Regions from separate parts of the Mus musculus genome. Here region 2 is linked to region 1. A link is a contact called in ENCODE Hi-C or POLR2A ChIA-PET data. All regions are on one chromosome and are shown on one strand. Each heading gives the region's core, a stretch centred on a gene start or an enhancer-like site at or near the end of the contact. The rest is flanking DNA. Distances are from core to core; before and after follow the strand shown.

Region 1 (2,881 bases), core at 17-2,516:
AATTTTACCACTGCTTTGAATCATAATGTAAATACCTGTGTTTTAGGATAGCCTTGGGAAACTCTTGTGAAAAAAACTTTTGACGCAAAGGGTCGCGACCCATCGGTTGAGAAACCTTGTCCTGTGGCAAGTCGTGTTTTCAAGAGAAAGTTGAGTGAGGTCAGTCCAAGCCAGGCATGATGGTTCATGCTTGTGATCATAGCACTCAGGAGGCTGAGGCAGGACGATCATAAGTTCAAGGCTAGCCTCAGGATGTAGTATGACTTAATCTCAACAAAAATCCGAAGTACTACAACAAAACAACAACAACAACAAAAAGGGTAATTCTACGCTGGGTGTGATGGTCCATACCTATAACCCCCAGCACTGGGGATGGTGAGGTTGGAGGTGAGTTTGAGGTCATCCTGGGCTACATAGAGCATTGCCGGTCAGGCTGGGCAACATAATGACAGTCCCCCGTATCCCCGACCCCCCCGCAAAAAAAAGTTATTCTCAACTGTGTTCTACTTGCTATCTTAGCAAAATTATGAAACTTGGTTCATCTTTACATGGCTTTATTACATTGCTGGCGTCTTCTGTTTTTGTAGTTTATTTTAAAAGGGAGACCAAGGTCAAACATGGTAACGAACAGTGTTGCTTTTAGAGAGGAATGCGGATCTAAGGGTGCTGGGGAAAAGAATCAGATGTTTCAATTGTGTAGCGTTCTGTTCATTCAGCCCAATGGCAGGTACTCATCCTGGGAGTTTGAAGCTACAACCATTCTACCTAATACCATGCTACACAGCACTGCCATTGGATAACTTTACAATTCAGGGTTAGTCTCGGCACATCCAAATGCTATCTGTTATGGATGCTAACTTTAGACATGCGGTCGAGAGTTGTAGCCAACCTCCTTAAAATGACCAGTTGGGTGCTTAGGCAGACAACTTAGAACACTCAGAACTCAACTCGGAACAAGCTCTGCACAGGTATCTATTTCCCCTAGCTCTCTTATCAAGTCACTTGGTAAAGATTAGCCAAATCGAACGGGCAATCCCTTACTGCTCCATTCCCAGAGGCTCGAACGCCAGAGACCGGTCCCCTAGAATTTGCCCGTAAGGTAACTCTGGAAGTGACAGACAGCCCGAAGCCGGGATTCTCCCGCCTTTTGATTGGACTTTGCAGGAAGCCCCGCCTCAGAGGCTTGACTCAGGACTGCAATTGGCCTAGTGAGGCTGAGTGGCGGGTCTTGGCCACGCCCCTGCCGTCCGCTGCGCTGCCTGGGCCAGCGCCGTTTCCAGTTGAGAGATGGCGGCCGCCGCAGGTAGATCGCTCCTGCTGCTGCTCTGCTCCCGGGGCGGCGGCGGGGGCGCCGGCGGCTGCGGAGCGCTGACTGCCGGCTGCTTTCCCGGGCTGGGCGTCAGCCGCCACCGGCCGCACCAGCAGCACCGGACGGTGAGCGAGCGCGGCTCCGGGGAGGGCGGGGCGGCGTGGGGAGCCGCGGGCAGGCCGGGGCGCCCGGCGACTTCCCTCAACTCGCGGCCGCCCCGGGGTGGCGGGCCACCGAGCCGCCGTGTCCTTCAGCGCCTGCGGCGGCGGCGGAGAAGGCAGGGCGGGCGGGAGGCAGGAGAGGAGGAGGAGGGGCGACAGCAGGGATGTTCCCGCAGGACTGGGGACGCCAGGGCGGGGAAGGCACGGGACTTGAACCTCTCCCTGACCCGCCTCCGGGCTCGGTCCCTCCTTCCGTCGTTTCTGACAGCTTTGCTCCAATGCTCCCGAACTGAGCCCGGTGCAAGTTGTCCCCTTCTCACCTCCTCTGGGCGGGTTGGAGCGTCCGGAGTTGCCGCGGTTGCCGGTGTGTCAGGAGAGTGGCAGTGCCATGCTGCTGGGAACTGTCCCCGGAGAGCACCCCGGGACCCCAGGAGGCTGCTGCCTCGCCCTCTCCCGGCCCCCTAGGAACACGCAGGGAGGAAAATCAAACTTTATCCTTCTCTGATCAGGTCCCCTGCCTGTGCGTGTTCTGCTTCCTCGAGGTGGATGCTGCATTGCTTCAGGAGGCAAACACCATCCCCTCGGGTTCTTAAAGATCCCGGTGGTCCCTTCCGAGGGTTGTGCACGCGTGCCCAAAGGAAGGGCAGCAGGCACAAGAGAGGCGGCATGGCAAGTTGTTCACAGAGGGAGAGATTTAGTGATTCCATTAATCAGTTCTTGCCGGGTTTCATTGCTTGGCAAAGAAGGAATTCTGTCAGTAGCCCAGGGGCGTGTGTATGTGTAGTGTTGGCGGTATGGTACCTGAGCTTGGCATGGAGTTCTTGACCTAACAGGTCAGCAGGTTCCCTTCCTTTGGACTTTCGAGGCCCATATGTGTTGGTCTCTGGCCAACTCTTGAGAGAACAAGTGTAGGTTTAATTTCATAAGGTGAACTTGTGTAGTGTGATGAGAAGGCTCACTGCAGCTGGCCCAATAGAGAAGGTGCTGCCTTCAGCCCGTGCATCATGATCTGTCTTGTTCTGTTTCCCTGTCTCCTAAGAGGAAAGGACTAGAGCTTTGCAGAGAGGATAGCCCTAGACCTGTGGTAGCATAAAATTGTGGGAACGCACTATGAAAAGAACCGAGGCGCTGAGAATACAAGATAGTATTGCTATTATTAGTGGTAGTGATGGACCTGAGCTTCCTTCTTGTGAGAAGATTGTACTTTTTCATATTTGGCATACTGACATTGCTTTGCTAAAGCTTTTGGGTGAGAGCCGAGTTTTTCTATAGTTCAATTCTGATTTGCATGTATGATAGCCTCCAGTTATGTTCTCTGAAAGACATACAGGCCACCCCCAAAATGTGATGGCAGTCTTTTCCCTCTGAACTATTGGAAAATTTCCCGAGCTATCTTTGTTTTCCAATGAAG
Region 2 (3,150 bases), core at 484-2,983, 93 kb after region 1:
TCTCAGTACCACAGATGGGATGCTGGGTACGTAAGGGAGGTAACAGTGCACAACAGAGCTTCAAAATGATTCTGTTGCCTGGTACTGACATTGTTATGACTATAAATCCATTTATGATGACCCGCAATTATAGTATAGATGCTGCAGGATGGAAAGGGCCTATTGGAATTTTCTAATCAGGACCTGGAAGGCCATAGGATCCGTCTTCTATCACACACAGAGAAAGCAGAGTCTGGAGTGCTGCGGGCTCTGAGGGAGGCTGTAGTCTCCACCAGTACTGGAGCTAAGGCTGCTGTTTCTAGCTTTCCAACCCTGACTCTGTTCTTCCCATAACGCCTACATCTCTGGAGGGACTCGATCTAACCTAGATACTTTTCACCTTTGGTAGCTCTTTGCCTGTTTGTTTTTACAGTTGCTACTAAAAATAGGAACTGTTCTTTTAGGTGAGGATTCTAGGTAATTGATTCCGCCGACTCCTCAGCACAGTGCCTGCATTCCTGTGTGGTCCCCTTTCGGGACACCGGTGTAGCTTTTGAGGAATTTGGGTGCTGAAGCGTTGAGCTCAGAGAGAAACTCTTACAGTGAAGAGGCTGGTGCCCTCTCCTAGGGCAACCTAAGGCGTTCCCTGGCGACTTTGTGGGTCTCACCTGCACACTTTAGGGAGACAGACTGGCTCTTGGAGAAGCAGGCTGTTAGTGTACTGTGACCTTTTGTGTGTGGGTGGAGTATTGGGGTGGGACCTAAGGCCTCCCACATGGCGAGAGCATGCAGCCACCTCAGTTTGTCCTCTTTGTGGTACTGATTGCCCATTAACCTCAGCATTGGCATAGACTAGAGCTAAACAAATAAGTTAGCCAGTTGTTGTTAGTCTCATGGTTTTAGTGTCTAAAATAATTTTGCACTTGATCAAAATATAAATCAGCGCTGCTTTTCTTTACAAGGAACGGTTTATGAGCAACGCAGGGTTGACAGTTTTTTGGTCAGGAATTCTTAACTGTGTCTTCAGTGAACCTGGCCAGAATCCTGCCCCGGAGCCTGCTTTCCTCAAATACATTGTTTGTGTGTCTTCTACTGGTCTCTGGTTTAAACGGCCACCAGAGCATTAGATCTGTGAAGCTTCATTTTCTGCATTGGGTTTTAGCCCTTCTTCGATACGTGCCTATGGCACGTATTCTGGCCTTTCTGTTCAGTCGATTACCAGGGAGAGATCACTAGCTCAACGCCATCTTAAACTGTTTGTGACCTGGGAGTAACTGCAGGCCACTTTTCTATCTAGCTCACCAGAGATGATTTCATTCTTCATACAACCTTCAGACCTTGGGCCAAGAGCTTTGCTTCATGTTTCATTTGTATTATTCATGACTTGCTGTTTCTGGATTCCTCATACAATAGAGTAACCTCCCCCTCGTCTCCTGTCTGAGTTCTATTGTAAAGCAAGATTGACTTAAACAATAATTTCCAGGAGCAAAAGGAAGTGGGCCTTTCCATCTGGGTTATCCGTCTTGGTTTATATCAGTGTTGGCGCACACAAGAGTTCAGTGTCAGTGCTTGCCCTGCTTGCTCTGTTTGTCTTAGAGGTCTTTCTCTGCAAGATCTGTAGCAACTCTAATATTTCCTGCACTCCTTTATCCAGCTGTCTTCTGTCATCTCTCACCTTCTGCTTGGCTATTACACTGCCTGTCTGATAAACGCTCGGCGAGCCTCAGAGGCTGCAGAACTTTCATTCAGTAATGCAGTAGTCTAAAGAAGGCGCAGACTTGATCCTCAAGCCTCCTCCGCCTTCCAAATCCCTGAATGACGCCCACAGCCACTGGGTCTGGGTTTACGTGGAAGTCTTCGTCTTCACCTCAGTCATCGTCCTTGGCACACATACAGATACTGGGACTACTTTATACAAATCACTTATCCTGTGAATGTTTCCATAAATGCTCCAATATTTCTCTGAAAGTTAAGAGTAGCCGCAATGCCGTTATCAAATGAAAAATAGTAACACTTTAATAGCGTCAAATATCTAGCAATCGCTTAAAACTTCCTGATTATCCTGTCTGTATTTTCAGTCAGATACAAGGGCCAGGAAGGGCTTTATAGGAAGTTATGTGGAGACCCTTTTTTCATTAAATCATTCAAATACACAGTGATTATTTAAATGAATATGTCTTTTATGCACCAGGCAAAACTCTTGGTGTCAGGAATGTGGGGTGGAGCCACTTGTAGACCTTGTATGTGTGTGGAGAAATAGGCAGGAGGGAAGAAGGTAAGAACAAACAATCAGGAAGAAAGGAAATATTACATAGGATGAAGTGCAAAGAATAGAATGAAAGTAAGAGGTGTGTTCAGTTAAGCCACTTTATACAGCATGGAAGGACAGCATCCTTAGAGGTCAGGAATGATGAAGAAGATAATCATACAAAAACAACCTGGAAGTCTGTTATAGACAGAGGAAAGAGGCAATCGATCATTCACTTGATGATGCCGAGCCGTCTCACAAATTCAGTGTAAGATGCAGACATGGAGGTGAGCATGTCCTGCAGTGTGGGTAACACAGCTTCCAGTGTAAGATGCAGACATGGAGGTGAGCGTGTCCTGCAGTGAGGGTAACACAGCTTCCAGTGTAAGATGCAGACTTGGAGGTGAGCATGTCCTGCAGTGTGGGTAACCCAGCTCCAGTGTAAGATGCAGACATGGAGGTGAGCATGTCCTGCAGTGTGGGTAACCCAGCTCCAGTGTAAGATGCAGACATGGAGGTGAGCGTGTCCTGCAGTGTGGGTAACCCAGCTCCAGTGTAAGATGCAGACATGGAGGTGAGCGTGTCCTGCAGTGTGGGTAACCCAGCTTCCAGTGTAAGATGCAGACATGGAGGTGAGCGTGTCCTGCAGTGTGGGTAACACAGCTTCCAGTGTAAGATGCAGACTTGGAGGTGAGCGTGTCCTGCAGTGTGGGTAACCCAGCTCCAGTGTAAGATGCAGACATGGAGGTGAGCGTGTCCTGCAGTGAGGGTAACACAGCTTCCAGTGTAAGATGCAGACATGGAGGTGAGCGTGTCCTGCAGTGTGGGTAGGATGATGTTCACTTTAGCAGTCCTGTTAGCCAGATTCTCATTGCTGTGGGTCATACTTGATGACACAGTTTTTAAAAGGAAGGGTTTATTTT

Evidence for each region. Hi-C counts contacts between places; a loop is a spot of excess contacts on that map. ChIA-PET counts read pairs that join two places held with the same protein, here RNA polymerase II (POLR2A).
Region 2: a loop to region 1 is called in a map of heart, with 2.0 times the contacts of the local background. The contact joins the enhancer-like site here to the promoter of Mcu in region 1. A Hi-C loop is called at or near these places in 2 of 37 maps with a recorded cell type or tissue (T-helper 17 cell and heart). POLR2A ChIA-PET finds 5 or more read pairs at or near these places in 2 of 5 experiments (both embryonic stem cell).

The regions. Positions count from the first base shown.
Region 1 is chr10:59,615,077-59,617,957 of GRCm38, reverse strand. It overlaps Mcu (mitochondrial calcium uniporter), which reads left to right and starts at 1,266. Exons shown (of 8, transcript NM_001033259.4): 1 at 1,266-1,434. The coding sequence starts at 1,288.
Region 2 is chr10:59,522,459-59,525,608 of GRCm38, reverse strand. All of the region lies in intron 1 of Mcu (mitochondrial calcium uniporter), which reads left to right. Among named protein-coding and RNA genes, the nearest start is that of Gm40671, 51 kb to the left of the region's middle. Within about 2 kb of position 1,733, at least 1 of the 3 ENCODE cell types and tissues checked has a DNase peak (open chromatin) inside an H3K27ac peak, as active enhancers do; it is heart, where a contact is called at or near this core.